2 separate regions of the Homo sapiens genome follow, and region 2 is linked to region 1. Evidence: chromatin loops called from intact Hi-C (ENCODE). Cell type or tissue: Calu3. All regions are shown on one strand. Links, peaks and the distances in the headings refer to the core of each region. The heading gives the core; the rest is flanking DNA.

Region 1 (16,486 bases), core at 7,008-11,007:
CCAAATCAGAGCGAATTAAACTCCGTTCTAGACTCTTATTTGGGCAGAGAATCTCAATCTTTCCTGACAGATTTGAATCTAAAAGCACATGGGCTGGCATTTCTGCTGCCACCTTCCCACGCCCATGCCTCGAGAATGAGGCCAACTCTTGGAGAAGGCTGTGGGAGGAGCTGAGGGGTCTTGGGTTCTGGCAACTCCAGCTGAACCTGCACCTGAACCCGGCAGTACCTCTGAACCTTTCTGCACATCAACCAATAAAGTTTCCTTCTTGCTGTTAAGAGGGAATGAAGATTGAGGGAGAAGCTAGGAAAGAAAGAAGACTTGGCCTCCCAGGCTGAGTGTGAGAGGACGCTATGGAGATGTGCCATACTAGACAAGTTTCTTTCCAGTGGGAAAGAGAGAGATGGGGCCACTGGAGGGTAGAGGGAAAGAAAAAAACAGGCTCTGCTCTCCCAGGATCAGAGACTCCTACCAGAGTCCAGGCTAAAGCCTCCAAAGCCCAGGACCACATGTCTCTCCCTGACCCATGTTTCTGACCCATCCCCTGCTGTCCACCAATGCTGAGCATGTCTCAGTCCTCTACCATGCTTAGCCTCTGCAAGACAGGGTCTCCTGGTATTGACTGTCTCCAGGAGAGCAGGTGGGAAGCTGAGCCCCAATGTGGGTGGGGAAAGGAGAGGGGGAATTCCAATTCCCTGGTCCCTGTGGACCCTCCAACCCCAGCCCACCCACTTTGGGTTTGATGTCACCTGCAAAGCACCATTGTTCCTCCTGGGAAAGGACTTCTTTTGGAAAATCCTGGGGCCTTCACGACAGCCCCACCGCTCATCCTATAATTTCAGCTTTCCCTCCACCTGGCACAGACAGACCAGATGCACACCTCAGGGACCAAGCGACCCCTTCTTGTCCTGAGTGTAGTTTCCTTTTTGTTGACAAGACCAGCTCCTCTGTTACCCACAGGGCCCAGTCACTCCCTTTAGGGTCTGACAGGCATGGTAAGGAAGTTATGAAAACTTTGAAAAAGCAAAAGGCAAAGGCCCCACCAATTCAATTTCATAGAATAAAATTGATAGGTTCCATATTCAGTATATTCCCTTAATCATCCCCATATCAGTATCATTCATATGCAATTGTTTATTTTTCTGTTAAAAATCAGCATTCTCATCTGGCAACTTTGTTGACCATGTTTTCTGGATTTCAGTGCACTTGGACTCTTCGGTCTGAAAAAATTGCTAACCTCTGTTTTAACCCAATCTCCAGTGCAGTAAAACAATGTTTAAAAAGCACATTCAGAATAATTTGTTATTATTATATAATAAGTCATACTTGAAAACAAAACTCACCTGAATGCTAATGCCTCACTATTTCTTTAGACAGCAGGAATATTTCCCAACACTTAGAAAGCAAACAACAGGCCAGGTGCAGTGGCTCACACCTGTAATCTCAGCATTTTGGGAGGCCGAAGTGGGCGGATCACATGAGGCCAGGAGCTCAAGACCAGCCTGGCCAACATGGCGAAACCCCGTCTCTACTAAAAATACAAAAATTATCCAGGTGTAGTGGTGCACGTCTGTAATCCCAGCTACTCGGGAGGCTGAGGCACAAGAATCATTTGAACCTGGGAAGTGGAAGTTGCAGTGAGCCAAGATCACGCCACTGCACTCCAGCCTGGGCAACAGAAGGAGACTCAAAAAAGAAAGGAGGAAGGGAGGGAGGGAGGAAGGGAGGAAGGGGAAGGAAGGAAAAGAAGGGAAGGAAGGGAAAGAAAGAAGGAAAGAAAAAGAAGGAGGGAAGGAAGGAAGGAAGGAGGGAGAGAGGGAGGGAGGGAAGGAAGGAAGGGAGGAAGGAAAAAAAAGAGAAAAGAGAGAAAGAGAAAGAGAAAGAGAGAAAGAAAAGTGAAAGAAAGAAGAAAGCAAGAAAGAAGAAGGAAGGAAGGAAGGAAAGAAAAGAAAAGAAAAAGAAAGAAAGAAAGAAAGAAAGAAAGAAAGAAAGAAAGAAAAAGAAAGAGAAAGAAAGAAAGAAAGAAAGAAAGAAAGAAAGAAAGAAAGAAAGAAAGAAAGAAAGAAAGGAAAGAAAAAGAAGGAAAGCAAGCAAGGAAGCAAGTAGCCAAAGCCCTGGGAACCCATCGAGGAATGGCCCCGGAGGCAGAGTTACCCTCAGGTAAGAGCACAAGCTTTGGAGGTAGCCAGCCTGGTTTTGCACCCTAGTACTGCCGCTTATTAGACGTGCCATACTGGGCAAGTTATTTAACCTTTTCATGCATCAGCTTCTCATCTATAAACGATAGTGCCTATGTGGGAATGCAGTGGTGGTTGAAGAAAGGAGAAAAGGGCCCAGGACATCAGAAATGGGTAGGACTAGAGCTAGGGGAGCGGTACAGCTTGGAGGCTCTGGAAGTGAGTCCTGGAGTCAGGGCTTTGAGACATGAGAGGAGGCTATGGCAGAGGCACATGTTCTCTGTGCAAATCCAAGGAGCCCACCAGGAAGACCCCGAATTCCCATTACTGGCGTATCCACCGACTCTTGCATGTCCTGACCTCCTTGGAGGCTGCCTCTCGCTCTCATTTTCTTTTCTGCTCAGACACCTACAGCTGTGTTGGTAGCTGCCCTTCTAATGGCTTGGGGGTGGGGGAGCACAGCCAGGGGGCACGTAGCTGGGATGAGGGTGAAGAGGAGTGCTATGGAGAAGGGGTCTCAAGTACTAAATTGAAGCCGGGAAGGCTCAAAGGCAAATATGGATTCTCTACAGCTCTGATGGAAAGCCTTGCTCCAATCTGAATTCTGGTCTTCCAAGAAAAATCACAAGCAATGACAGGCTCTTTAATATGGGTTCCAGCCACAGGCCAGAGATCAAACGTCGCTGAACCAGTGTGAGGAAAAGAATGGCAGGCAGACGTCTTCTTTTTCCGCACACAGACTGTAATCAGCTCTCCACAAGGTCATCCCAGAACACCAAGGACAGTCCAGATACCTCCAGGCTCTCCTCAGTAATGGACGGAAGCAGTGGTGCAGATAATCTGCCCAAATGGCGGGTAATCCAAAAGCCATTTCTATCTGGCCTTGGGAGAAGCTTCTGTGCTCGTTCTGAGTGTGGGTGTGTGTGAGCCTCCCTGCCAGGTCCATGTGCACAGTGAGGCTGCTCTCAGGGAAGGTGTCCTCCTGCTGGCAGCAGGGGCCATGGGTACTGGCAGGGAGTTGGCGATGGAGAGGACAGTTCAGGAAGAAAAGGGTGCAGGTGGGCTCCATTTGGCCTCCTTCCTTGGTCCATTCTCATCTTCCTGGGCCCTGCGGATGCATGGCCTGGGCTGCTTTGCCCTCTGGCTTTCAAGCTGGTTTGAGCTATAAGAGATGGAGCAGAGAAAGGAGAGGAAGGCCAGCATCTTTCTTCCCTGCTTCCTTCAGGCTCTGGCATCCGGTGCAGTCTTGCTCGTCATCTCCGCTTCCCTCTGCTTCTTCCCAGGCTCCAGTTCTCCCTGGATTCCAGGAACACCATCTCCTTCCTCGTCCCTTCCATCCCAGGGAAGGTAAGAGAACTTACATTCGATAGAGAAAACACTGTTTTTTTAACCAAAGCTATGTGGGAGTGGGGACTGGGAGTGTATGTAGAAAGGCAGGGAGTTGATTATGCTTAAGTCCTTGTCTATCTAATTTACCGTGCCTAGAAGTAAAAAGATAATGTAAGAACAGACACATCAAAAAATAGCTGCCCAGAACTGAAAACAAGGACTTGAATAGATGTTTGTACACCTATGTTCATAGCAGCATCATTCACAGTAGCCACAGGCAGAAGAAAACTAAATGTCCATCGACAGATGAAGAGAAACAAAATGTTACATATAAAAACAATAGAATATTATTCAATCTTAAAAAGGAATGAAATTCTGTACAACGTGGATGAAACTCGAGGACATTATGCTAAGTGAAATAACCCAGTCTCAAAAGGACAAATATCATACGATTCCACTTACATGAGATACCTAAAATAGGCAAATTTATAGCGACAAAAAGTAGAGTAGTGGTTACCAGGCCCTGGGGACAAAGGGGAATGGTGAGTTATTGGTTAATGGGGACTGAGTTTCTGTTTATGAAGATGAAAGCATTCTGGAGATGGATAGTGGTGATGATTGCATGACATTGTAGATGTACTTAATGTTAGTGAATTGGACACTTAAAATAGTTAAAGTGGTTAAAAAATAGCTGTGTAAGAATACTATTTAAAGTTATGGTGGTGACTGTCAGGAGCAGGGGTGGAGAGGGGTTGTGAGTGCTTAGCACCAGGAAGTGATACTCGGGGGCTGGAGGAATACTGCAAGAGAATGCTACCTCTCACTGCAATCCTTTCAGTGCTATTTTACTTTAGAGGTACAGTTAACACTGATACAGTGCTTACGACCTGCCAGGCATGCTTTGCACACTTACATATGTGCTCATTTAATCCTCCTATCAATGCCATGATGCAGTAGCGCTACCTGTGAGGATCTGCATTTTGCAGAAAAGGAAACAGAGATACTCACGTGGTAAGGCCTCCATCTCAGGCAGCTGCCCAGAGGCCCTGCTCTTAATCATCCTACTTTGCTGCACATATATGACTGGGATGAAAGAAAAAAATTAATTTTAAAAATATGCTGCGGTGAATATCCTTGTATACATATTTTATGTGCTTGTGTGAGGATATCAGACTCCTAGAAGTGAAATAACCTCAAGTTTTACAACAGACAAAACATGGCATTCAATTCATCTTTTGGATATAAAAACTATTAGAACACTGATACTGACATTGTACTCATTTTATTATAGAATTGAAGCACAGAAGCAAACGACCTCTCTTTGTATTCATGATTTTCAACAGGTCTCCTGGTTCTTCTAGCCCCTCTAACTTCCTCTCATCTCTCCTGTAACAACAATGATCAGAATGATACCTGAGGAATAAACCATAAGAAAAATGAGCATTGAGAGGGTAAATCAAGCTTCCTTTAGAAAGAGAGGAAAATAATTTTGCAGTTGCGAAACATGTTGAAATATTATTTTTACAGTGAAAACAGTTACATCACAAGTTTAAATTACATTTCCATTTGAAATGGAGTCGATTTGCACCACCTACTGGAATATACAGCTCCATATAGTCAGAGGTTTAAAATTACAAAACCACTTTTAAGAATTCAGAGTTACATTTCTAGTTATCTTTAAGAGACCAGCTCCTTTGACATGTTGGAAATGCCAAACACTAATTTACTTCAGGGACTATTTTCTAAAACAAACTCTTTAGAAGCCAAATTTAATCATCTAGCTAAATTAACAAATTGTACAACTGCTTATAAAAATAAAATGATTAAGCCAAATACATCAACCAAACAGATACAAATGTAAATTAGAAGCAAAACTGAAATCAATATACATTATCAGTTGCTAAATCACTATTGAAAAACAGAATTCAAGCAGACAACTGGAAAACGACAGGAAACGTAAGGCAAACAGGATAATAAACAGAACATAACTCAACATTAATTTAAAAAGAACTCACCCAATGAAAATTTGATAGTGTTTACATCCAAAGTAATAATCTCTGTCATGGCTTAATTACAGCCTGAACATCAATATACGAAGTATTCATATTTAGGCTCTTTGGCATTTTAAAGGAAACCCCAACAAAAATTTTCATTTTTTTATGACAAACAACTCCAAGCAATAAATTTCTCAATATATAGTAGCAACATTTATTATATAATTGACAAGAATTCATGGAAAAAATTACATCTACAGTATCTGCTATTCTAGATCAAATTGCTTTAGAATAGAAGCCTAAATATATTACATTTTAATTTCTTGAAACCTATTACAGCATTTCACTTATTTTATGGGTATTTTGTCTGAAAATTGATTTTATTTTTATATGTCAACTAAATTAGATGTCAACTAAATTAACTGAAGCATAAAATATGCTGGCAAGATATCTTTACAAATACACGGCACAAAATGCTGTGCAAGTCACAAGAACCTGATTTAAAGTCACAGGCATACAAAGACCTGGGCAGAGTGACCAACTGATCCACAGTCCTCCTTGTGGTTGCAAGTGATTTGTGTATGACAAGCAGGTTTACAGTGACAAATGTCAGATGCAAGGTTGCTAGAAGGTTTGCCTGTCTCATTTTAGTTCACTGCTTGTGTGATTTCATTTCTAAAGTTCTCATCCACATTGGAAAGCTTGGACTGTTTCATTTCTACCAGGTAGGCAGGCAGGTACCTTTCCCCAGGTATCGCCTCCATGGCTTACCTCTCATGGGGATGGCTCCTACATATTTTAAATCTGCAGCCCCAATCTCTCCCTCTCTCCCCCGCCCTTTTTTTTGAGAGTGAGTCTCACTCTTTCGCCCAGGCTGGAGTGCAGTGGTGTAATCTCAGCTCACTGCAACCTCCACCTCCCGGGTTCAAGCGATTCTTCTGCCTCAGCCTCCCGAGTAGCTGGGATTACAGGTGCCCGCCACCATACCCAGCTAATTTTTGTATTTTATTAGAGATGAGGTTCCACCATGTTGGCCAGGCTGGTCTCGAACTCCTGATCTCAAGTGATCCGCCCACCTCGACCTCCCAAAGTGCTGGGATTACAGGCGTGAGCCACCATGCCCAGCCCCAACCTCTTTTCATAGCTTGGCAGTACCTGCTCGTGTCTACTTGCTGCCCTCTCAGATGTCCCAAAGGCATCTCAAAATGCACATGTCCCAAAGCCAGCTCATGAACTCCCCGGACTTCAGTCCTCATCCTCTCTCAGTGTCCCCAGCTCATCCATCCCATTTGATATGATTTGGCTCTGTGTCCCCACCCAAATCTCATCTAGAATTGTAATGCCTACCTATCAAAGGAGGGACCTGGCAGAAGGTGATTGGATCATGGGGGCAGTTTCCCTCATGCTGTTCTCGTGATAGTGAGTTCTCATGAGATCTGACGGTTTTTAAAGTGTGGCACCCCACCCCGTACTGCTGCCATGTGAGACATGCCTTGCTTCCCCTTTGCCTTCTGCCATGACTGTAAGTTTCCTGAGGCCTCCCTCACCATACAGAACTGTGAGTCAATTAAAACTCTTTTCTTTATAAATGACCCAGTCTCAGATAGTTATTTATAGCAGTGTGAAAACAGACTAATACATGGTTCATCCAACTAGATATGCCTGGTACCTACTTTGCTCCTCAGTCCTAACCCAATCCATACCCAAAGCCCTGGCCATCTGACTTTCTACATCCCCCTGAAGCCTGTCTGCCTCACTCCATCTCCTCCTCTCCGCTACTATTCCAAAGAATTATCAGGTCTAATGGAATCAACCTAAATGCCCACCAATGACAGATCGGATTTAAAAATCTGGTACATATTCACCGTGGAATACTATGCAGCCATAAAAATGGAATGGGCTCATGGCTTTTGTGGGAACACAGATGGAGCTAGAGGCAAATTATTATTCTTAGCAAATTAATGGAGGGACAGAAAACCAACTATTGCATGTTCTCACTTATAAGTGAGAGATGAATGGGCCAGGCGTGGTGGCTCACGCCTGTAATCCCAGCACTTTGGGAAGCCGAGGCAGGCGGATCATGAGGTCAGGAGATTGAGACCATCCTGGCTAACAAGGTGAAACCTGATCTCTACCAAAAATACAAAAAAATTAGCTGGGTGCGGTGGCAGGCGCCTGTAGTCCCAGCTACTCGGGAGGCTGAGGCAGGAGAATGGCATGAACCTGGGAGGCGGAGCTTGCAGTGAGCCAAGATGGCAACACTGCACTCCAGCCTGGGCGACGGAGCGAGACTCCCTCTCAAAAAAATAAAAATAAGTAGGAGCTAAATGATAAGAACTTATGAACACAATGAAGGAAACAGCAGAAAAGGTAACTATTGGGTACTGGGCTTAATACCTGGGTGATGAAATAATCTGTACAACAAACCCAGTGACATGCATTTACCTGTGTAACAAATCCTTACATGTACCCTCAAACCTAAAATAAAAGTTAAAAAAAACACACAATACTGTTATCAGAAAACATTAATTCCTTAATATTATCAAATGTCTACTTAATATTTACATATTTCACATTTCTTTGTCTAATATTTTGCTTTTCTTAAAAAAAAAAAAAAAAGGGAAAAAGAACAGTTTTAGCCTGGACTGATTTAGCAGCCTGGTCTAGCCTCATTGCCCCTGATTATGTGGCCCCTGGCTAAAAGCCTTTTACCGTGGATAGACCTAGTTTCCTAGTAAGGCCACAGAGGCCTTTCCTAATCTGGTGCCCACTGCCTGTCCAGCCCAACTCACACCTGAGCCCCATGTCCTCTTAGCTTTTCATGCCTCACTCTGGCTGTGCTCTCCACTGCTGCTAGGACTTTGCCCAGTTTTCTCTCCACCTGAAATTCTCTTCTCTTTTCTTCTTTGCAAAGTGACCTCCTCCTAACTTTCCTGACTGAGTCAACTCAGAGTTGCAAATTTACATTTTAGGGGGCACTTATTTGAAAGTCTGTGTGCCCCCACTGGACGGCTTTTACTCACCTTTGTGTTCCCAGCACCCAGCACATGACCTGCACATGGGAAATATGGAATGATTCACTCAGACCAGAGCCAGAGAGGTGCCTGCCCTGGGCCCCATGAGGCTGCGGTTCCACTCTGGCCCTCCTCTGACCATCACTCCCCACATAGGGTGAGAAGACAGGTGCACGTGGAGCTCCAGGGAACCGGCCCTAACGGCTCCAAGCCTGCTTTGAGGGCCTGTCCCCAAGATGATTGGGCATACGCACCCCAACCCAGAGGGGTGGCCAAGGGACAGCTGTTATGAAGGCAAGAGGATATAACATATTTAATAGCTTCCAAGGGGCAGCTGTTATGAAGGTGTATTTATCAAGGAAGGAGGCTAGAACAGATTTTCTTTAATAATGAGTTAGCTTAATTTATAAAAACTTCAACTATTTGGACATATGCTATTCAGACCTCCATGCACAGTTTTCCCAAAGGCCTGCAAATGTTAGCACAGAGTTTTTGGCTTCACAAGTATCTGAGAATAAACTTTATATCAACACTTATATCGAGATGATTCCCTGTACCCCTTTTGAAATCTGAGTTCAAAAGAGAATTGACTCTTAAAAAAGTCAATACGATTCCCTGGCCGGGCGCGGTGGCTCACGCCTGTAATCCCAGCACTTTGGGAGGCCGAGGCGGGCAGATCACGAGGTCAGGAGATCGAGACCATCCTGGCTAACATGGTGAAATCCCGTCTCTACTAAAAATACAAAAAAATTAGCCAGCATGGTGGCAGGCGCCTGTAATCCCAGCTACTTGGGAGGCTGAGGCAGGAGAATGGTGTGAACCCGGGAGGTGGAGCTTGCAGTGAGCCGAGATCGTGCCACTGCACTCCAGCCTGGGCGACAGAGCGAGACTCTGTCTCAAAAAAAAAAAAAAAGTCAATACAATTCCCCAAACTCATTGATAATCATAATGAATTGGGGGGGGGGGGCGGTGGAAGAGAGCAGGGATAAGATATTGAAGCCATTCAGTATGAAAAGCGTGTTCCAAAATCATTATATGACACCAAAATTCTGAAAAAAAAATGTTATTTGGGTAGTGGGACCATGAATTTCCTTGCCTTTTCACATTTTACTAATTTGAGTTTTCTTTAATAAATATGCTTAAATTTGTAACAAGAATCTTATCCTTTTGAAAAATCAAGTTACCATTCCATTTCACGTATAGAATATGAACATTTTGCCCGAGTCTGTCACCTTTGTCATCCCTCGCGTGAAAGCAGTGCTAGGAATTTTCTGTCTATATATTTGCTTTGCTAGAGGCAAAAACAGTACATTTTCAGATCACATTGGAAAAGGACTATGGCTTAACTTCCATTTTATGTAGTGAGAGTCATGGACATACTTCATTTATAGGTTAAAACAATGTGGTGCCTGGCTGGTGGACCTGGAGTCCACTGGATTTTAGGCAGCTACCTGCATTTTCTTTTATTGCCCCTACTACCTAATTTCCATTAGGCCCACTTTGATTTCCTTTCAGTTTCCTAATTGGGGTCTGGAGTTGTTTTTTTTTTAATAGCCATGCTTCTAGAAATCCAGTTTTCTTTTTCCTTAGAAATAATAATTGTTTATTATTAAGCTAGAAAAAGCCCAAGGGTTTCTTTGAGAGCCCAATTGCCTACCTCCTCCACCCCAGAACCCCCATGGGGCCCCTTGCACCATGTGTTCTCGCTGCTAGGCTCGCCTGTCCCCCACTGCCATTCCCACCTGCACACTTGAGTGTTTTGCAGTCACCGTCCCACTGTCTGCCCAGGTTTCCAAGTCCCTCTCCAATGCCTCAGGCTTCACGACCCTTCCTGATCCTCTTCCACTGTTACCATTCCCAGCCCAGTGTGTTTGTCATGCCTTGTAACCTCCACCACACCTTGTACCTTTCCTTTCCCTGTGGCCACATTCTGCCTTTCCTGAGTGAATACTTGCTGTGGTCCTCGTCGCACACCCAGAACTAGAGCACTGAACCCTGTAGGCCAGAAACCATGATTGACTGATATGTTGAATCCAGCACTAAGCCTAGGACTCAATAAGTAACTGATGAATTGAACTAAATTAAGCATACCTTGTTTGGTCAATCTGCAACATTTCTCTCAAAATTACTTACAACTCTTTCTTGAGAAAGAAAGAGTCTTTTCCTAGCCAACCCAGCAGACTGTCTGACTTAAGACCATGATTGACAGACAGAAGAACGTGGCCAGAAAAAAATGCAACTGAGAGGATTAAATGAAATATAACTAGGGATGAGCTACTTTTGATAATAATCTGGAGCGGGGATGAAAGTAGGGAAAACGGACTTAGACGGCCCATTGATCGCTGTTGATGGTGGGTGATGGTGACGGCCCCTGGGGGTTCCTTTTACTGTTCTCTCTACTTAGGTTTACACTGAAAATTTTTTGTGATGAAAAGATTTGAAGAAGATGACAGGAGATGGAGAAGCACCAGCTGATCTGCAGACTCCAAGGAGGTCCCAGGAAGAGGTATAAAGGAAGGAATCTGAGACATGGTTCTTCCTCCCTGTGGGTACCATCCCTTCCTGTGGCAGCTCTCCTGTTCTCTAAGCACCTCGATCCCCCCAACCCCACTCATTTATATGGACCTGGCACTCAGATCTTTCACCCGTATAATGCCACTCCAGGCTCTGCCTCTTGGGTAGTGTCCTATGTCCTAGAATATTCCCAGATGAGAATGGGACCCCTTAGGTAGAGCTGTGTGCTCTGCCTCACCTAATCCAGCTGGCAACCCCCATAGGTGTCATCCACTAAGATCTTCTGGGACAGGAAAGCCCTGTGATACCTCTTACATCACACCAAACAGAGCCCCACACCAAGAAAAGAGCTGCCCACACCTCACAGAAGCCATGTTAGTGGACATTTCTCCACTCTGGAAGCCTTCCTGCGTGGTGGAGGCCAGTGCAGACCATCCTCTGCCCAGAAGAGTTGCATTCTAAATGACCCCTCAGAGAGCCCTCTGGATGGCCGCCTCTCCCACAGGTCCCTGCAATCACATAAAAAACACTCATTGCAGCCAAGATGCACAAAGCACAGTATTGATTTCATACTCAGGTTTTTCCAAAACAAATCATAAACCCACACCAATTATGTCCAATCAGTTTTATGGATAAAGAAGCCTGAGACTCTCCAACAGGAGAGCTTGAGTTTCCCTTCTCACTCTTGTGCTGGGTGTCCTTTTCCTACCTCCAGACCATCACAAGGATATCTGTAATGTAGATGAGGCCAGTCCTTTTGCCCAATGTTGACAGACAAGAGGAAGATTCCAGGGAGAAATGCCGCAGCAGCAAATGAATATGAATGATGCTTTTCCACTTTGTGCTTATAAAATGCCTTTTGTACCAGAATCTCAAAGCTCTCCAGGAAGCAAGGCTTTGAATGGGACTTTCACTCGGGGTAAACATGAGTGGTCGGAGCTTCCCAAGTCATTTGTGATAAGAAAGAACAAAAGTCCGGGCACTTTTAAAATGCAATATTCTTGCCTTCTGGGTAGTAAACAAAGTGTGCAGATGGATAATGACATCTGTGGATTCTGGCTCCACTTCCTAGAGAGAAAAAAAACATGTAAATAAATACGTAAAAAATTGTCATATGTGGATGACACCCTTGGTTCATCCAGTAGTTACCATTCTGCCTAACATTCACGAGCTATGGATTCTATTACTGGGTCCCTTGTGACTGCATTACACTGAGAAAGTAAAATATATTTCTCTTCAATGCCTGAGGGAAGATAAATGTTATAGAAATGTTTAGTAAAAAGGTCCAGTCAGTGGCTTTGACACTTGATGCTTTTGCACTAAGCAGTGCTGTCCTTTTGTTCTCTCCATTGGAAGCCTCCTTGTAAATGTTTAATAGCTAAATGACTCACCAGAGTCTGCAAAGGTCAGGCCCTTAACTGGAAAGGCAGAGGGGAACTCAGAAGCAGTCTCTATCAGATTGATTGGAAGGTTCATTTGAGAATTCTTTCCTTCTCATCCTTAGTTTAAGGTGCACATGCAGCATGAATAACTGCCTGGGCTCCAGCCACCGACATGCCTGAACAGCAGACATTAGTGACTCTGACACTCTTCCTAGGATTCATTCAGGGTATTAATCAGCTTCAGAGGAAAACTCACAAACACTCTAAGAAGAATTCTGTTGCAAAAGTGATACCTAGCAGAGACAGTCTGCCCTTGCAGTCACTTGCATTATATCCCAAAAGTCAATGCTAAGAGCTTGCAAAAGAATTTGAGTTCATCAGGTGTCCAGAAAATAAACTCCTTCAAATGCAGTCGAAATAGTTTCAATAACTTCAAATACTCTGCCTGTTATGAATCTACAGAGCAGCAATTAAATAATTATCAGTTAATGATTCAATGTCAGATACCTATAACCAAGGGTGTCTTGCTATTACACTGAAAATTACATATTAAGGTTTTGCTGGGGTGCAGAAAATGATCCCCCAAAATATAGTGCTTCGGCATGCCGAGTACTTTGAAAATCGGAAGGTTTTAGAAATCAGCCTTAGACCCAAGCTCTCTTTCTGACTTTCCTTACCTCCTTGTTTCTCTGATCCTCTTTCTAGAAGCACCTGGAGGGACTGGACTGACTCTCTGGAATTTTCTTATCTAACAAAGCTTCTTTCCAAAAAAAAAAAGGCAATTGTCTTAAGACCACCCCCCCCATCTTTAGGAATCTCATCAAATGACCAGGAAAGAAGCAAAGAGACGGAGTTGTCACTATACCCAGATAGACTACTCATCTATTCTCGAGGGCAGGTCTGACAACCTTTGTGCAAGGTGACGTTTCACTCCTCACCTTCCCAACACCTCCCCCAGAGCTCAGAGGAACTTTTGTCATTTACTCCTACACACCTCATCCCCGCCTTCCCTAAGAAGAGAGGGTAGACAGGCATCTGGACCCTGCTGGGTTATTAGGCCATTACTCTTCTGCAATTCCCCATGGTATGCACGTTAAAATAAACGCATGCCTTTTCTCCTGTTGCTCTGCCTTTTTCAGTTCATTTTCAGCAAACCTTCAGAGGGTGAAAGGGGAAGTTTTCTTCTTTGTCCCTACATTTTGCATTGTCTTATACCTTGACATTTTTCTACTCGTCAAGTTAAACTGTAAAGCAAAATATAGATCATTAGCTGACTAATTATTTTTGAGTTAAAAAGTAGCTAGCATTTGGTTTTGGGTACCACAGTGTGTCTAATATAGTCTTTTTAGAAGCAATGATCTATAAACATTTTTTATCATTCACCATTTCTGGTTGAGTAAAGTGACTCACAGTTGTAGTCCTACCTATTCAGGACGCTGAGGCAGGAGGATCACTTCAGCCGAGGAAGGAGTTCAAGTCCAGCCTGGACGGTCTCTAAAAATATTAAAATTTAAAAAAAATTCTGAACATGCAACCCCAATATGTATTTATTTGTAAATGATATACTGTCACTAATACATTGACATTAAACAAGTAGAAAACAATGTAACATTTTAATTTATTGACTGATAATTAGTTCTATTTTCATTAATATTTTTTAAAAGAGCAAAACTGCTGAATAGGCTTCTTTTATTTTTGAGAATCTTTGTTGAAAACTTTGTGGTGTAACAGTTTGAGGTCTCCTTCCAAGTCAAGTTTATTTTAAAATGTGGTTTTAATGGCTGTCGTCACTTAAAATATCTCAAAAGATAAGCAAGCCTACTTGAAAAAATCACCCGGTCTCAGGGTTTACTAAATCAAACTGCTCATTTCGGTTGTATGCACAAATCACGCACAGGTTTTAACTGAAATTTAATTAGTTAAATTTCCATCTTCTTTGAAGTCCATCAGTCTTTTTTTTAACAAACCAATTAAACAGTATCAAGGAATAACTCAGAGATTTTTAGTTAGTTGTTTTATATGCAATTTGTTTACTTGTACAAGAAGAAAGGTCAATAGACTGTTGTCATGGAACAAAATTCAAAACAGGATGTATAACAGATAGGAGAGAGAAAAACCTGCTGGCAGCCTGGGAATCGTGAATCTTGCAGGCATATTTTTGGGGTAAACAAATCAGTTGGCAGCTGATAAAGAGATCAGTCTGGGCGTTCTGGGTAGGACAACTAGTATCAAAGAAAACAATTAAGTGTGGACAGATTTTTCGAACCCCCTGATGGTATGGCTGAGGAGCATATGAGGCTTGCTGCCTCTGGACGAGCTCTGCTGGCTCTCTTCCCTTCGCACGCCTTAAGTAAGCCAGAACTGCGCCACTGTCCTCCTTAGAATTCCTCAATATATTTAAAACTCAACCTCTCCATTTGGAAGATTTCTAAAAGAGGTTAGGAATTTCAGTTTCTAAGATAAGTGTGCAGATATGAGTTTTTATAAGCAATATACATCATTTTTAGAGACAAAAATCACATAATGTTGGAAAGATTTCCAAACATCTACTTTCAAAAATGCTCTCCATAAGATTCTTTTGAAAACCAAATACTGGCCGGGCGCAGTGGCTCATGCCTGTAATCCCAGCATTTTGGGAGGCCGAGGTGGGTGGATCACCTGAGGTCAGGAGTTCGAGACCAGCCTGGCCAACATGGTGAAACCCCGTCTCTACTAAAAATACAAAAAATTAGCCAGGCATGGTGGCAGGCACCTGTAATCCTAGCTACTCAGGAGGCTGAGGCAGGAGAATTGCTTGAACCCAGGAGGCAGAGGTTGCAGTGAGCCGAGATAGCGCCACTGCACTCCAGCCTGAGCAACAAGAGCAAAACTCTGTCTCAAAAAAAAAAAAATAAATAAAACCCAAATACTTTCCCACTCATTGTTAAAATATCACCTTTGTTTTGAAGAAAGAGATTGAGTCTGTTTGTTTTTGTGAAACTTTCTCCTGGGTATCATCCTAATGACAGCTTCATGTCATCACAGATGAGAAAATGTAGAACACTCCTTATAAAAGAAAATATAGTAACTAACTCATTTTCAAGCTTGACAATTCTTTTGAATGCTTTACCACTGATGATCTGTGATCTCTGTGTGGTACAAGATTTTCAAGGTCGCTCCTTGCTGTGGTCTGGATATATATACGTCCCCACCAAACTCATGCTGAAATTTGATCTCATTGTGGTAGTGTTGGGGGTTGGGGCCTAATGGGAGGAGTTCAGGTCATGAGGGCTCTGTCCTCTTGGGTGGCTTGGTGCTGTTCTCATGGCAGTGAGTTCTTGCTCTGGCAAGACTGGATTAGTTCTCTCAGGAATTGGTTAGTTCCTGCAAGAGTGGGTTATTATGAAGTCAGAACACCCACCTGGTTTTGCCTTTCTTCACACATGTCCATTTACCCATTGATCTTCTCTGCCATATTATGACGCAGCCTGAAACCTCTCACCAGAAGCTAGAGCCATGTGCTTGAACTTCCCAGCCTGCAGAACCATGAACTAAATCAACCTTTTTTAAAAATAAATTACCCAATCTTAGGTATTCTGTTATCATGATGCAAAACAGACTAAGACATCCCTCATCACAAAACTCTGAAAAGATTCTGCAAAAGGCCTTGTTTTTTCACCAAATTTAGCCTTGTGAATGGCACCCAATAGCCTATCCAAGCCACCATATATGCCTGTGGTAGACTGCATAATGGTTACGGATAACCAACATTCCTCCTTAGGATCCAGTCTCCCCTGCCACATGTATGCTTGGCTTGGCTATGTGATTTATTTGGCCAAAAAAAGGTGAATGACAGTGATGTTTGCCACTTCTGACCAAAAGCCTTTGTAGCTAGTCTGCAATGCACCAATCTCTTTTTGTCTCTCTGCTACTGCAACTGGCAATGCTCCAGATTGAAGCTGCTTCATCAGATGGGACATACTTATGCTAAATATTTGGGACATTCTCATCCTAAAAATTTTTTCACCGTTTATCTGAAATTCAAATTTAACTTTGCGTCCTGTTCTTTCTCTGGCTAACCCAGTTGTAAGCCACTG
Region 2 (16,486 bases), core at 5,627-9,626, 310 kb before region 1:
ACTACAGGCATGTGCCACCACACCTGGCTAGTTTCTGTATTTTTTGTAGAAATGGGGTTTTGCCATGTTGCCCAGGCTGGAATAACTGTATTTTCTAAAAGTATCATGGTAAATAGAGTAGCCTTGTTTTACATGTATGTAAATGTTTTTAATGTTTCGCTTATTCCAAGATAGCTTGATTCTCTTGTTTGCTTCTGCATTCAATCTATTGTAGTATCACATATCTTGTAGCCTTTGAAAATTCTGCTATACACTTGTAAAAGAATGACTTAGAAAAAGACAAATAACATCTTTGTATTGTTATAAAATTATCAGAACTTCCAGGGTTCCCTCAAAACAAGCTTTGAGAATTACTGCTCAAAGCTATTATTATCAATATTGTTCACATGGGCTATAAAACATAGTTTAAAAAATTTTAATATTTACTTATTAAATGCCAGCTTTGTGCCTGCTCTGTCCTAGAGTCTCTATTTAACTTTTCAGAACAATCCTTCATGGTAGGTGTTATTGCCTCCTGCCCACCTCCACCCTCCCCGCCGCCCCTGTTCCCCCAACACTTTAGAGGAGGTGAGCAAACTGAGAAAGACAGACTCAAGTTTTTTCCCAGGGTCACACCATAGTAGATAATGGTAGATAATTGGGTTGAATTCAAACCCAAGTCTGTCTGACTTCAAAGCTCAAACTCTTTCCATCGTCCTTGTCTCTCAACAAAGTTCCCCTCATTAAAAACACTCTATGAAGGAGAATGAAATGGCAGCCATTTCTTTGATCTCACTGAGTGATCTGCTTAAATGCAACATGCCATTATGGTTCTTTGAGTGGCCAGGAGCTAAACTGACCTAAGCCCTTCCCTGTCCGCTATCCTTGCAGGACACTCAAATCTCCTCCATGTGCCTCACTGCCATTAATTCTGATAAATAGCTCAGAATATGCTTTCAGCATATTGCATCATACACTTTGGCATAAGGACGATTATTCTGTAATAAATGAAAGGATCACATCCTGCGGTGAAGAATAAGCAGCAATGTAGATCAATTCCTTAAAAAGATTTTCTCTTTATTACTGTCAAGGGGTTAGATCTAGGATAGTGTAGCATACAGATAATAAAGGTGAAATACAGGATACTTTACAGATAACTACTATCCACTTTCTTTTTTCTGACAGTTATGGAGGGAAAGGAAAACCATAGATGTCTGATAAGACCCAGAGACATCCTTTCATTATATGTCTTAAGAGAGAGGAACAAGTGAGAGTAACATAGAAAGAGACATAGGGAAAAAAATTAGAAGGATAAAGAAAAAATCTGAGCACTTCTTTATTATATGGGTGGTTTCTGATTACTGCACATCTGTGAACAATATTTGAGATTTATTTCTTCTCTCTGGGGATTCCTTGCTGGGCTAAAGTTGATGTCTGGAGCTATGTATAGCTTCTGTGAAAGGATCCCTTGGCAAATTAAATTCCACGGTTTTGTCTTCATTCATAATGCATACTTTATACATCTCCGCAAATAACGATTGAAATTTAAACTAGAGAGTGACAAAATAGACCTGGCTCTGGGTCTAAACAAAATTGGAATATTTGACTATTCTGAAGTCATCCCTGATCACTTTCCCTTTAATATTAGGCTAATCTTTTCCCATTGAAAGGGTTCTTTTTCACATTTAGAATTATCAACAGTGAAGAATGAAAACAAAGATGCTGTAGCACAATTTCTCAAAATAAGTTTCTATGCTAACATCATCCATATGAAAATAGGGAGACAACCACCATAAAAAGTTAAAAGAGAAAGGAAAAAGGAATAAAACAAACTACTCCCCACTTCCTCCCCAAACTGACCTAGCCCTGAGGACACAGTAAAATTTCTATATGAGTGGCCGCAGTAACTGTGGGCACAGATTCAATTTTTCAATATAATTATTTCAAGTTCTAACCTTAAGGTTCCTATAAACACAATTCCAAATCTTAAAGTACTCCAAAGATCTTCATCTGCATTAAGCAGGAGAACGAAGGCATCCTTCACTATGGAGATCCATAATTCAGAATTATGTCACACTACAAAATGGAAGCTAGGATTCAACCTGCTGATAACTGATGAATTTACCAACGTTGCAGTCTGTTTGGAGAGCTGTGAATTGTCTAGATTCACTTAAGTGCAGGTTAAAAACTTGCTCTTTTTCTGTATTTGTTTGCAAATGATTAGTATACTGTTTAAAAAAAGAAAAGCAGGATATGAATGACAAAGAAATCATGAAACAGAGGGCATGGGTATCAACATTATAAAAACATAAACATAGAGTAAATAGAAAAAGGGAAACAATTATTCATAATCACAACATTTTAATACTACCATTTGTAGCATTTTAATTTTCTCTTCTGATTTTTTTTTTTTTTTGAGACAGGGTCTCACCCTGTTGCCCAGGCTGGATTGCGGTGGCATGATCACGGCTCACTGCAGCCTCGACTCCCAGGCTCAGGTGATCCTCCCTCCTTAACCTCCTAAGTAGCTGGGAGTACAGGTGTGTACCACCATTCCTAGCTAATTTTTGTATTTTGTGTAGAGATGGGGTTTCATCATGTTGCCCAAGCTGGTCTTGAACTCGTGAGCTCAAGCAATCCTCCTGCCTCGACCTCTGAAAGTGCTGGGATTACAGGCATGAGCCACAGTGCCTGGCCAAGATCTTTTTTCTCATATATATATATATTTGTGTGTGTGTGTGTGTGTGTATGTAGGCACTCTCTTCCCTTATAAAAGTCATATTCATTTTGCGACATCATTTGTCTCTTGTTTTTTGAAATCTAACATCATACATAACAAGTATTTACAAAGTTTCTATGTAATCTTAACAATCTCTCTAATGGATATACCATAATCACTTTTGTATGACTATAAATGTGTGTTGTGTCTCAATTTTGTGTATATATTTGTGTATAGAATATCTTCATGCATACTGCTTTTTCTTTTTTCTTCCTCTCTCCTGTTTTCTTTTGTCCTAATCAACACCATTATTCCCCTCCCTGCCACATGGAACAATTCTAAAAAGTTTCCCTTTGGGAGGCTGAGGGAGTGGATCATGAGGTCAAGAGATTGAGACCATCCTGGCCAACATGGTGAAACCCCATCTCTGCCAAAAATACAAAAATTAGATGGGTGTGGTGGCATGCTCCTCTGGTCCCAGCTACTTGGCAGGCTGAGGCAGAAGAATTGCTTGAACCGGGGAGGTGGAGGTTACAGTGAGCTGAGATTGCGCCACTGCACTCCAGCTTGGGCGATGGAGTGAGACTCCATCTCAAAAAAAAAAAGTTTTTAATGTATTTTTGTGTGTGTTCCTGCAAAATGTGTATTCTTGTTTTGTATATATGCATTTTTATCTTACATAAACATATCTCATTCTGTTTCTTACTTTCTTCACATAGCTAAAGGGATATCTGTGTCATTGCTTCTAACTGCAGTATATGTTCCATGACCTGCCTTGTAAACTATCCATTTTCCCAGTGCTGGGATTCCAGATTTCTTCCAGCTCCCCACCACAACAAATAACCATGTCCAAAATTCACCAGTAAAGGCATCTAGACCTAGAGGTGTTTTTTTTTTTTTTTTGTGGGAGAATTTTTAATTACAAATTCATTTTTAAAAATTGATAAAGAGCTGTGCAGATTTTCTAATTTTTTATGACAGTGTTGTTAGTTTGTATCTTTCAAAGGTTTGTTGATTTTATCTAAATTTTCACAATTATTGACTGAAAGTTGTTCATAGTATTTCCCTATTATTCTTTTAGTATCTGTAGGATCCATAGTGATGTTCTCTCTTTCGTTCCTGATATTGATAATGTGTTATCTGTTTTTACTTGATCAATCTAGACAGAGTTTTATCATTTTATTGATATTTCCAAAGAACCAATTTTTGTTTTATTGATTTATTTCCACTGTTTGTTTTTCATTTCATTGATTTCCATTTATATCTTTATTATTTTCTTCTTTCTATTTATTTTAGGTTTAATTTAATATTCTTTTTATATACTCTTAAAGGGGAAGCTTAGATCATAAAGATTAGACAATTATTCTTTTCTAAAACAAGCATTTAAAGCTATACCTTTTCCTCTGAACACTGCTTTAATATCAAACCAGAACATTATGTTACATTTTCATTATCATTCAATTTGAAATATTTTCTCATTTCTTCTGTGATTATTTCTTTGCCCTATGGATTATTTTAAAGTGCATTGTTTAATTTCAAAATGTTTGAGTATTCTAAAGATACCATTTGTATTGATTTCTAATATAGTTCTGTAGTGGTCAGATAGCATACTATGTATAATTTCAAATTTAGTAAGACTTGCTTTGGTGAATGTCCTATGTATACTTAAAAAAAGTATTTTGCAGTTGTTGGGTGAGGTTTATTTTAAATACCCATTAACTTATATTTGTTCATAGTGCTATTTTCTATTTGTCTGATTTTTGTCTCCTAGTCCATCAATTACTGAGTGTGGAGTATTGAAATAACTACCTGCACTTCTTTTTTTTCTTCTCCTTATAGTGATTTTACTTTTCAATGTATTCTTGTGTTTGTGGTGATTGGGTGGAAATGCATTTAGGATTGTTATGTCTTCTTGATTAATGGACTCATTTATCACTTAAAATCTTCCTTTTTGTTGTAATATTTCTTATCTTTATTTCTTTGATGTTAATAGAACCACACCAGTTTTCCTGTAATTTATAATATATAGTTAGATTATGGGATAACTTTTTCTGTTTACTTAATTTTTTAAAAAAATTTTAAATTAAAATATTTAAATAGACACATAATTATACATTAATATCCCTACATACTCCATGAATATAATTATACATAAATATGTATAATTAAGCATACATATTTATATATATTTATACACATACACATTTATGTATACATACATATAATTATATGTATAATTAAGTAAACATATTTACACATACATATTTGTACACATACATATTTATATATACATATATTTATACATACATATGTATAATTCATTATACATATGTATGTATAATTATTACATTTAATTTATGGTGTACATAGGGATATTTTGATACATAAAATGTGTAGTGATCATATCAGAGTAATTAGCATATCCATGACCTCAAATATTTATCATTTCTTTGTGTTGGGAAACATTCAGATTCTTCTCTTTTATATATTTGAAATTATGTCATAAACTGTCGTGAACTATGATCATCCCACAGTGCTATAGACACTAGAACTTATTCCTCCTATCTAGCTGTAGTTTTATAAAAATTATGGAATGTTTCACAGATGTGTTCTCTGTTTACTTTTCACCTACCAATGCCTTCACAGCCTTTATATTTAAAGTGAAGCTCTTGTAAAGAGCACATAGCTCAGTCCTGCTGAGGTTTTTAGTCCAGTGGAATTAGGCCAAGGTGAGTCAGCTCAGAATAGGGAATGCAGTACACCAAGATGAGTCTGGGAAACTAGTGGGAAAGTGGAATTATTTTAGTAACCAAAAAGGTGTCATCTTAATTTGCAATGAAGAACATTTTAAATCCAACTATCCAGATGGCTTTAATTTACTAAACTATTTCTTAACCTCTAGTATCATGTTTACTTAACAGTGCTGATCCAAAAATATGTTACAGGCATTGGGGGAAGAAGTCACTTAATTTCAACCTCTTGGGGGAAAAACAAGCAACAAATAAAATCAGAATTTTTTTATTGTTTCTTTTTAGAACTCCGCCTGTTATTAAAGTTGTGCTCGTTGGATAATTAAGTACTCTGGTGATAGTCGGCACTGTTAAGATGCTGAAACAGAAAGACAACATTTCATTATTTTCTAATAACCTGTAGTCTTTAGGCCGTGGAGCTCCTAAGATCAATATTTTTATCTCTGTAAGGGCAGTGAACATTCATTTTGTTACACATCTAGCATTTCCAAAGAGGTCACTGTTTCACACAAATAGAGTCGCCTAGTACTCTGTTATTATAATGAATCCCCTCCAAGAGACATAAAATACTTAGAAAATTGCAAACTCCTGTTTTAACCAGCATGATTTCCAACAGTTCTAATAAATGTTTTTTTAAAGAAAAAAAAATCACCCTGACAACAAACAGTTGCTTTTATCATCCCTGCCATCAAATAGTAAAGATCTGACAGCTCTTCAGGTAATCAATTTTCATGAATTCCTAATAACAGTTAGAAAACCAAGTAGGTCTCCCAGCCTCAGCAGCTCAACAGTTGTGTGTAGGCTATAATTTAAAAAAACAGTTAGTCATCTCATCATACGAGTCCTGAGATCATACTGTTAACTTTTATACAAGAAATATGGCTTGTTCTACACACAATGTGTACTATCCTGTGGCGTAACTAATAGGACAATTAGGGTTTATCACTGAATTTGTATATATCAGCATTTTCAATTTCACCTCAGGATTTAGTTTTCAAGTCCTCAACCTGATGTGGAAATATGATTTTAAAATTTGACATTGCAGCAGGGCAAACTGCCCTTTTTGAAAGAGTTTGCTAAATGATTAGAAGAATACGAATCTTAAATCCGGGCTTCAGGAAACATTGGATCATAAATTAAAATGCTGTTTATAAAACCGTTCCCAAATTGTGCTAAAGTTTTTTAGGTGAAATAGGTTCTCTGACATGCTGTATTTGAAATCGGAAGGAGGAAGATTTTGTCATTGTTGTTGTCTTCCAACTATATATCTGCATGCCACTGATTTTTATTCACTCTGCTCTCTGAATTTGAACAATGAAAAGGTCGTATTAATGCACCACTTGGTAGAACAATGGCCGAGGTCCCTCTTGGCAGCTGAAAATCTAGATCATGAATCTTGATGGAGAAAGATGTCAGTCCATAAATATGTAAGATGTCCTTAAGCCAAGAGATCTATCATTTTGGCCTTATTTGTCAGATACAAAGAAGCAGAGCCATTCTCCTGGGACCCTGGAGCTCCCAGCCAAAGCTCCCTTCTCCAAAGAAGACTTTCACATGAAGCCTGCCTGAGGACTGCTTACTTCCTGGTTATTTTACTAAAAGAATGTACGGCAAAAATAAAAGACAAAGAGGCATTATTTAAACTGTTCAAGGGGAAAATCCCAGCAATCAATATAGCCTACAACCCTAATCTCTTCGAATGGGTTAGACTAAGAAATGTGGAAAGGAGATCGATTTTGATATGTTTTTAGTTTAGGAGCAAACCACACTTTAATTCTACTGTGTAGAATTTCACCTCTTGCTATTAGTTATGAATACAAATTAGAGGTCAGAACTGAAAATTTGGTCTTGAAATAACTTTCTCATTTGTCCAGTGTAATACCTGCCTCTCAAAAATTTAAGCATTATGAAATAACATGTGTGAAATGTGTGGCATGAATTTTTAAAGCTCACCTTGCATGAAAATGATTTTACATAATACCAAATAACTACAATTTATGGTTCTCAGGGAAAACAGGAGTGATCAAATTATTCATGAAGTCAGATTTAACATGGTTATCAATGGGCTATAGGAGACTAATTGACAGGTAAAAATGCAACCTATCAACACCAAGTAGATAATGTGAACTTAAGTTCCTTTATATGCTGTATACCTCCAGTAATTGAGCCTGTCTTCTAAACTCTAAAATGGTAAGGCTGTGAGAATATACAGTGCCCAAAACTTAGTTATATTTAGGAAAATGATACTCTTTTCCATCATTTGCATTGGTGAATGTGTAGGGGAAGAGTTACCAAAGAGGTTAAGTTAGATTGAAAGAAATCTCCTCAAAAATTAAATTGGAAAGAAAAAATTGTAAAAATTTTAAACAGATAAGTAAATCATCTGTATTTGGAGGAATGATCGTATCTATTTGCCTTTCATTAATAAATGTTGGATATAACAGTTGGAATTTAAACAAACTTTCAACACTTTTTTTTTTTTATCTGTTGATTTCATAGTCTTCAGGTTTTATTGGATGGGCACTGAAGTTCTATAGTTCAGTGTTCTCCTGAGGCAGGGATTTTTTTAGAACATCCCTGGCAAGTACTTATCCAAATTCCACTGAACCGGAACCTTCCATGTGGCCAGCACTCCTATCTCTTACAAGGCAGGTTGTACAACTCTTACTGTTTAAACGGTGTTCCTTCCTTGTTTTGAAGGGAATCCCCCTCTCCATAACATCCATTCCTCAATGCTGACCACATTCTTTTTAATGACAGAGATCAGCTTTTCACAGGATGACCCTTTAACCTGGGGAGAGGAGTCCCTGAGCCTTCAGAACCCCGCCTCTCCAGGCTAAATAGCTATTTCACACCCTTCCCCTTAGAAAGCAGAGTAAAGTGAGCAATGATGGCTCTTAACTTTGTTTGGGTCATTGTTCCCTTGGAAAATCAGACGCAAGCTAGGAACCCTCTTCCCTTCCTAATGAAAACGTGCATATGCGCATGCCCTTAAAAATGTACAATAATTTCAGGGATTGCAGAGTAGTAGGTTGAGAACCACAGGGGCTCCTGGGGACACTCAGGTCATCTTGGGGCATCAAAGGCTGCTGATCAGCACGGGGCTCCTAGATATAAGAGAGGAGTTGTCGGCTGGGTAGCAGAGGATGGGATTTGTTTTTGTTTTGATCCTTTTATTTTATTTATTTACTTTTATTTTATTTTATTTTTTTGAGATAGAGTCGCACTCTGTCACCCAGACTAGAGAGCAGTGGCATGATCTCGGCTCACTGCAACCTCTACCTCCTGGATTCAAGCAATTCTCCTGCCCCAGCCTCCTGAGTAGCTGGGATTACAGGCACATGCCACTATGCCCAGCTAGTTTTTATTTATTTATTTTTAGGAGAGATGGGGTTTCACCATGTTGGCCAGGGTGGTCTCAAACTCCTGACCTCAGGGGATCCACCAACCTTGGCTTCCCAAAGTGCTGGGATTACAGGAGTGGGTCACCATACCCAGCCTGTTTTGATCCTTTTAAATCAAGCAATTGACACCATGGTGTTTTGTTTGAAAAACTGAAAGCGGACAAATTTTGCTTAACTAAGGACTGTGGATTTGCTGAGGATTTTATGAAGTCGTGTGCACTTTAGTGTCCCATTTTCCTTGAAGGCACCAGCACGGCTGGCCTCACATACTAACCTGGCAGGAGATCCCAGTGGCCAGCAGCTCTCTCCCTTCCTCTAACCACCCTGAGCTGTTACATGGTACTCATGTAACTGGACGAGCTATCAACCTCTCATCACTATAGCACGTTATACTTTAGAATTAGCTGTAATAATACTGGAGCCTACAATAACCAGTGAAGAAGCAATAATTTAAAAAAAAATTTAATTTTGGGGAGTATATAGTAGGTGTATATATTTATGGGGTACATGAGATCTCTTGATACAGGCATACAATGCATACTAATCACATCAGGGTAAATGAGGTATCCATCACCTCAAGCATTTATTTCTTTGTGTTACAAACATTTCAATTATACTCTTTTAGCTATTTTAAAATGTACAATAAATTTTGGTTGACTGTAATCACGCTGTTGTGCTATCAAATACTAGATCTTATTTATTCTATCTAACTATATTTTTGTACCCATTATCCATCCCCCACTCCCCTGCTTTCCCTTCCCAACCTCTGGTACCCATCATTCTTCTGTCATTTCCTTGAGCGTAATTGTTTTAATTTTTAGCTCCCACAAATAAGTGAGAATATGTGAAGTTTGTCTTTCTGTGCCTGGCTTATTTCACTTAATGTAATGTCCTCCAGTTCCATCCATGCTGTTGCAAATGACAGAATCTCATTCTTTTTTATGGCTGAATAGTACTCCATTGTGTATATGTAGCACCTTCTCTTTATCCATTTGTTGATGGACACTTAGGTTGCTTCCAAATCTTGGCTATTAGGGAGAGTGCTGCAAAAAACATAGGAGTGCAGATATCACTTTAATATGCTGATTTCCTTTCTTTTGGACATATACCTAGCAGAGAGATTGTTGGATCATATGGTAGCTCTATGTTTCATTTTCTGAGGAACTTCCATTCTGTTCTCCATAGTGGTTATACTAATTTACATTCCTGTGAACATTGAACAAGAGTTCCCTTTTCTCCACATTCTCACCAGCATTCGTTATTGCTTGTCTTTTGAATAGAAACTATTTTAACTGGAGTACGATGATATCTCATTACAGTTTTTATTTTAATTTCACCAATGATCAATGATGTTCAGCACCTCTCCACACATCTATTTGCCATTTGTGTGTCCTCTTTTGAGAAATGTCTATTCAGCTCTTTTGCCTATTTTTGAATTCTATTATTGCATTTTTTCCTATTAAGTTGTTTGGGCTCCTTATATATTCTGATTATTAATCCCTTGTCAGCTAGTTTGCACATCTTTTCTCCTATTCTGTGGGTGGTCTTCTCACTTTGTTGATTGTTTCCTTTGCTGTGAAGAAGCTTTTTAATTTGATGTGATACCATTTGTCCATTCTGCTTTGGTTGTCTGTGCTTTTGGGGTATTACTCAATAAGTTTTTGCCCAGACCAATGTCTTGGAGAGTTTCTCAAATGTTTTCTTGTAGTAGTTTCATAGTTTGAGGTCTTAGATTTAAGTCTTTAATCCATTTTGATTTGATTTTTATATTTGGTGAGAGACAGGGGTCTAGTTTCATTCTTCTGCATATGAATATCCAGTTTCCCCAGCACCATTTATTTAAGAGACTGTCATTTCCTTGGTGTATGTTCTTGGAAACTTCATTGAAAATGAGTTCACTGTGGATGTATGGATTTATTTCTGGGTTCTTTATTCTGTTCCATTGGTCTATGTGACTGCCTTTTGCCAGCACCATGCTGTTTTGGTCACTGTAACTCTGTGATATAGTTTGAAGTCAGGTAGTGTGATTCCTCCAGTTTTGTTCTTTTTGCTCAGAGTGGCTCTGGCTATTCTGGGTCTTTTGTGGTTTCATATAAATTTTAGGATTATTTTTTTCTGTATCTGTGAAGAATGCCATTGGTATTTTGATAGAGATTGCATTGAATCTGTAGATTGCTTTTACTAGTATAGACATTTTAGCAATATTGGTTCTTTCATTTTTTTGTATCCCCTTCAATTTCTTGCATCAATGTTTTATAGTTTTCATTCTAGAGATCTTCCACTTCTTTGGTTAATTCCCAGGTATTTTATTATATTTGTAGCTATTGTAAATGGGATTACTTTCTTGATTTCTTTTTCAGATTGTTCACTGTTGGCATATAGAAATGCTACTGGTTTTTGTATGTTGATTTTGTATCCTGCAACTTTACTGAATTTGTTTATTAGTTCTAGTAGTGTTTTTTTTTTTTGGTGGAGTCTTTAGGTTTTTCCAAATATAAGATTATATTATCTGCAAACAAAAGTAATTTGACTTCTTCCTTTCCAATTTGGATGCCCTTTATTTCTTTCTCTTGTCTGATTGTTCTAGCTAGGACCTCGAGGACTATGTTGAATTACAATGGTGAAAGTGGAGATCCTTTTCTTATTCCAGATCTTAGAGAAAAGGCTTTCAGTTTTTCCCCATTCAGTATGATACTAGGAGTGGGTCTGTCCTATGTGGCTCTTACTGTGTTTCAGCGTGTTTCTTCTATACCCAGTTTGTTGAGGGATTTTATCATGAAGTGATGTTGAATTTTATCAAATGCTTTTTTAGGATCAACCAAAATGATCATATGGTTTTTGTCTTTCGTTCTGTTGATATGATATGTCACATTGATTAATTTGTGTATGTTGAACCATCCTTTCATCCCTTGGATAAAACTCACTCGATCATGATGAATGATCTTTTTAATGTATTGTTTAATTCAGTTTGTTGTTGAGGATTTTTGCATCACTATTCATGAGGTATATATATTCACACGTTTGTTGGTTTTGGTATCAGGGTAATACTGGCCTCGTAGAATGAGTTTGGAAGTATTCTCTCCTCTATTTTTTTTGGAACAGTTAGAGTAAGATTGGTATTAGTTCTCCTTTAAATGTTTGGTAAAATTCAGCAGCGAAGCCTTCAGGTTCTGGGCTTTTCTTTTCTGGGAGGCATTTTATTATGTCTATCTCATTACTTGTTATTGGTCTTTTCAGGGTTTAGATTTCTTCATGGTTCAACCTTGGTAGGTTGTATACTTCTAGGAATTTCCATTTCTTCTAGGGTTTCCAATTTATTGGCATATAGTTGCTCATAGTAATCTCTAATGATCCTTTTTGAATTTCTGCAATATTAGTTATAATGTCTCCTTTTTTATCTCTGATTTTATTTATTTGGGTTCTCTTTCTTTTTTCCTTAGCCTGGCTAAAGGTTGGTTGACTTTATCTTTTCAAAAACCAATTTTCATTTCATTGGTCGTTTGTATTTTTTTGTTTCAGGTTAATTTATTTCTTCTCTGATCTTTATTTTTGTTTTCTTCTACTTATTTTGAGTTTGGTTTGTTCTTGTTTTTCTATTTCTTTAGACTGCATCATTAGGTTGCTTCTTTGAAGTTTTTCTTTCTTTCTTTTTTTTTTTTTTAGTGTAGGCACTTATAGGTAAAAACTTCCCTGTTAATATTGCTTTCACTGTATCCCACAGATTTTGGTATTTTGTGTTTTCATTATCATTTGTTTCAAGAAAATTTTAAATTTTGTTCTTAATTGCTTCATTGATCCACTGGTTATTCCAGAGCATGTTGTTTAATTTTCATGTTTCTGTGTAGTTTCAGTTCCTCTTGTTATTGACTTAAAGTTTTATTCCATTGTGGTCAGGGAAGTTACTTGATATGATTTTAATTTTTCTGAATTTTTAAAGACTTGTTTTGTGGCCTAACATATGGTCTGTCCTTCATAATAATCCATGTGCTAAAGAGAAGAATGTATATTTTGTAGCCATTGGCTGACATAGTCTGTTCATATCTATTAGGTCCATTTGGTCTATAGCACAGGTTAAGTCTGATGTTTCTTTGTTGATTTTCTGTCTGGCTGACCTGTCCAATGATGAAAGTGGGGTACTAATAATATTCACTTTATGTATCTGGGTGTGGCAGTGTCAGATGCATATGTATTTACAATTTTTATATCCTCTTGCTTAATTGAATCCTTTATCATTGTATAATGACCTTATTTGTCTCTTCTTATAGTTTTTGTCTTGAAACTTTTTTGTCTGATATATAGTTAATCCTGCTTTTTTTGGTTTCCACTGGCATGGAATATCTTTTACCATCTCCTTTTTTCCAGTCCATGTGTGTCTTTATAGGTGAAATGTGTTTCTTTATAGGTGAAATGTGTTTCTTGTAGGCAACAGATTGTTGGGTTTTGTTTGTATAAATTCATTCAGCTACTCTATGTCTTTTGATTGAAGAGTTTAGTCCATTTACATTCATTATAATTATTGATAAGGAAGGACTCAATGCTGCCATTTTGTTATTTGTATTCTGGTTGTTTTGTAGTCTTCCCTCCCTTCCTTCCTGTCTTACTTTTCTTGAAGGTGATTTTTTTTTTATCTGGTGGCATGTTTTAATTGCTTGCTTTTTATTTTTGTGCATCTGCTGCAGGCTTTTTGATTTGCAGTTACCATGAGGCTTGCATATAACATTTGAAAACCTATTATTTTATTTTATTTCATTTATTGTTATTATTATTTGAGGCAGGGTCTTGCTCTGTCACCCAGGTGACATGATGCAACATCATGGTGACATGATGCAACATCATGGTGACATGATGCAACATCATGGTGACATGATGCAACATCATGGTGACATGATGCCCTGTTGCCCAGGTGAGATGGTGAAGTGGCACCATCTTGACTCACTGCAACCTCTGCCTCCTGGGTTCAAGTGATTCTTATGCCTCAGCCTCCTGAGTAGCTGGGACTACAGGTGTGTGCCACCACAACTAGTTAATTTTTGTATTTTTAGTACAGATGGGGTTTCATTATGTTGGCCATGCTGGTCTCCAACTTCTGGCCTCAAGCAATCCACCTGCCTTAGCCTCCCAAAGTGCTGGGGTTACAGGTATGAGCCATCACTCTTGTCACGATAACCTATTATTTTAAACTGATGACAATACTGATTACAAATACAAACAAACAAACGATCAAAGAGAAAACTAATACAACTCTGGGATTTAACTTCACCTCCTTGCTTTTTAACTTTTTGTTGTTTCTGGTTATATCTTACTATATGATGTCTTCAGGAGTTGTTGAGTTATCATTTTTTATAGTTTCATCTTTTAGTTTTTCTACTCAAGATATGAGTATTTTACACACCATAATTACAATGTTATAATATTCTGTGTTTTTCTGTATACTTACTTTTACCAGTGAGTTTTGTACCTTCAGATGATTTCTTATTGCTTGTTGACATCCTTTTCTTTCAGAATGAAGAACTCCCTTTAGAATATCATATAGGACAGTTCTGATGTTGATGAAATCCCTTAGCTTTCATTTATCTGGGAAAGTCTTCTCTTTCTTTTTGAAGGATATGTTTGCTGGATATACTATTCTAGAATAAAAATTTTTGTTTCTCCTTTAGTGCTTTAAATATGTTGTGTCACTCTTTCTTGGCCAGTAAGGTTTCCACTGAGAAGTCTACTGCCAGACATATGGAGATCCTTTGTATGTTATTTGTTTCTTTTCTCTTGCTGCTTTTAGGACCCTTTCTTTATACTTGACCTTTGGGAGTTTGATTAGTAAATGCTTGATGTAGTCTTATTTAGGTTAAATCTGCTTGGTGTTCTATAACCTTCTCGTACTTGAGTATTGATATGTTTCTGTAGGTTTTGGAAGTTCTGTGTTATTATCTCTTTGGATAAATTTTCTACCCTGATCTTTTTCTCTCTCTCTGCCTCCTCTTTAAGGCCAATAACTCTTAGATTTTCCCTTATGAGGCTATTTTCTAGATCTTGCAGGTGTGCTTCATTCTTTTTTATTCTTTTTTCTTTTATCTCCTCTGACTGTGTATTTTTTAATAGCTTGTCTTCAAGCTCACTAATTCTTTCTTCTGCTTGATAAATTCAACTATTAAGAGACTTTGATATATTCTTCGGTATGTCAATTGCATTTTTCAGCTCCAGAATTTCTGCTTGATTCTTTTTAATTATTTCAATCTCTTTGTTAAACTTATCTGATGGAATGCTCAATTTCTTCTCTGCCTTATCTTGAATTTCATTGAGCTCCCTCAAAACAGCTATTTTGAATTCACTGTCTGAAAGGTCATATATCTCTGTCTCTTAGGATTGGTCTCTTATTTAGTTCGTTTGGTGTGGTCATGTTTTCCTGGATGGTCTTGATGTTTGTGGATGTTCATCAGTATCTGGGCATTGAGGAGTTAAGTGTTTATTATCGTCTTCACAGTCTGGGTTTGTTTGTACCCATCTTTCTTGGGAAGGCTTTCCCAAACCCAGTAATGGTGTGGCTCTTGCAGACTTATAGAGGTACCACTTTGGTGGTCTTGGTTAAGATCTGGGAGAATTCCCTGGATTACTGGGAAGAGACTCTTGTTCTCTTCCCTTACTTCCCCTTATTTTTCTCAGCATAGAGAGGGAAATGAAGTCTCTCTCTCTGTGCTGAGCTTCCTGGAGCTGGGGAAGGAGTGACACAAGCATCCCTGTGGCTAACACTGCTGGGAAGGCACCAGGTCAGACCTGAAACCAGCACAGCACTGGGTCTTGCCCAAGGCCTTGGGTGACTACTGCCTGGCTATTGCATATGTTCACTCGAGGCCCAAGGGCTTTACAGTCAGCAGGTAGTGAATCCTGCCAGGCTTGTGTCCTTTACTTCATTGTGGCAAGTTCCTCCTACCCTGGGCAGATCCAGAGATGCCATCCAGAAGCTATGGCCTGGAATTGAGGACCTTAGGAATCTACTTGATGCTCTATTCTACTGTGGCTGAGCTGGCACCCAAGCTGCAAGAGAGTATACTTCCCACTCTTCCCTCTTTTTTCCGTAAGCAGGAGGAATCTCTCCCTGTGGCACCGCAGCTTGGGATGTGCTGAATCACACCTGAAGTCAGCATGGCCCAATGCCTGTTCAGTACTGCCTAGCAACCACTGATGTTTATTCAAGGCCCAAGGGCTTTTTAGTTGGCAGATGATAATTCCTGCCAGGACTGAGTCCTTCCCTTCAAGGAAGCAAGTTCCCTTCTGGCCCAGGGTGTGTCTAGAAATGTCATTTGGGAGCTAGGACCTGGAATGGGGACCTCAGGACTCTGCCTGGTGCCCTATTCTACTGTGGCTAAACTGATATTCAATTTGTAAGATAAACTCCTCCTTACTCTCCCCTCTCCTTTCCTGAAATGGAAGGTAGGAGTCTCTCCCAAAGCTGTGAGCTGCACTGCCTGAGGTTGGGGAAGTGATGATGCAAGGACTCCCCTGTCCACCCCAGTTCATGTCTCACTAGGTTGTGTACACCCCAAGTCCACTGGCTCCAGCCCAGCACAGCACCAGGACTTGTCCAGAAATTGTAATCCTTGTGGCTTAGACTGCCTTTCAAATTTATTTAGAACCCCATA

The links. A loop is a pair of places that touch in the nucleus more often than their neighbours do. Peaks named below come from ENCODE experiments on the same cell type or tissue, not always from the same donor. Only the 100,000 strongest peaks of a DNase experiment are listed, where the experiment ranks them.
Region 2: it touches region 1 in a loop (2.8-fold over the local background); 1 of 110 quality-filtered maps calls a loop at or near these places.

The regions. Positions count from the first base shown.
Region 1 is chr10:125,695,664-125,712,149 of GRCh38, forward strand. It overlaps EDRF1-DT (EDRF1 divergent transcript), which reads right to left. Exons shown (of 5, transcript NR_033847.1): 2 at 15,811-15,925; 3 at 13,835-13,904; 4 at 11,738-12,096; 5 at 9,627-11,537. It overlaps LOC283038 (a long non-coding RNA gene), which reads left to right. Exons shown (of 5, transcript NR_033848.1): 3 at 3,461-3,524; 4 at 10,919-11,020; 5 at 11,292-14,014. Among named protein-coding and RNA genes, the nearest start is that of EDRF1-DT, 16 kb to the right of the region's middle. In Calu3, for the core only: no CTCF peak of the experiment used is centred there; no DNase peak of the experiment used is centred there.
Region 2 is chr10:125,391,402-125,407,887 of GRCh38, forward strand. No RefSeq gene overlaps it. Among named protein-coding and RNA genes, the nearest start is that of TEX36-AS1, 170 kb to the right of the region's middle. RefSeq lists an enhancer at 13,076-14,275. In Calu3, for the core only: no CTCF peak of the experiment used is centred there; a DNase peak (open chromatin) is centred at 8,070.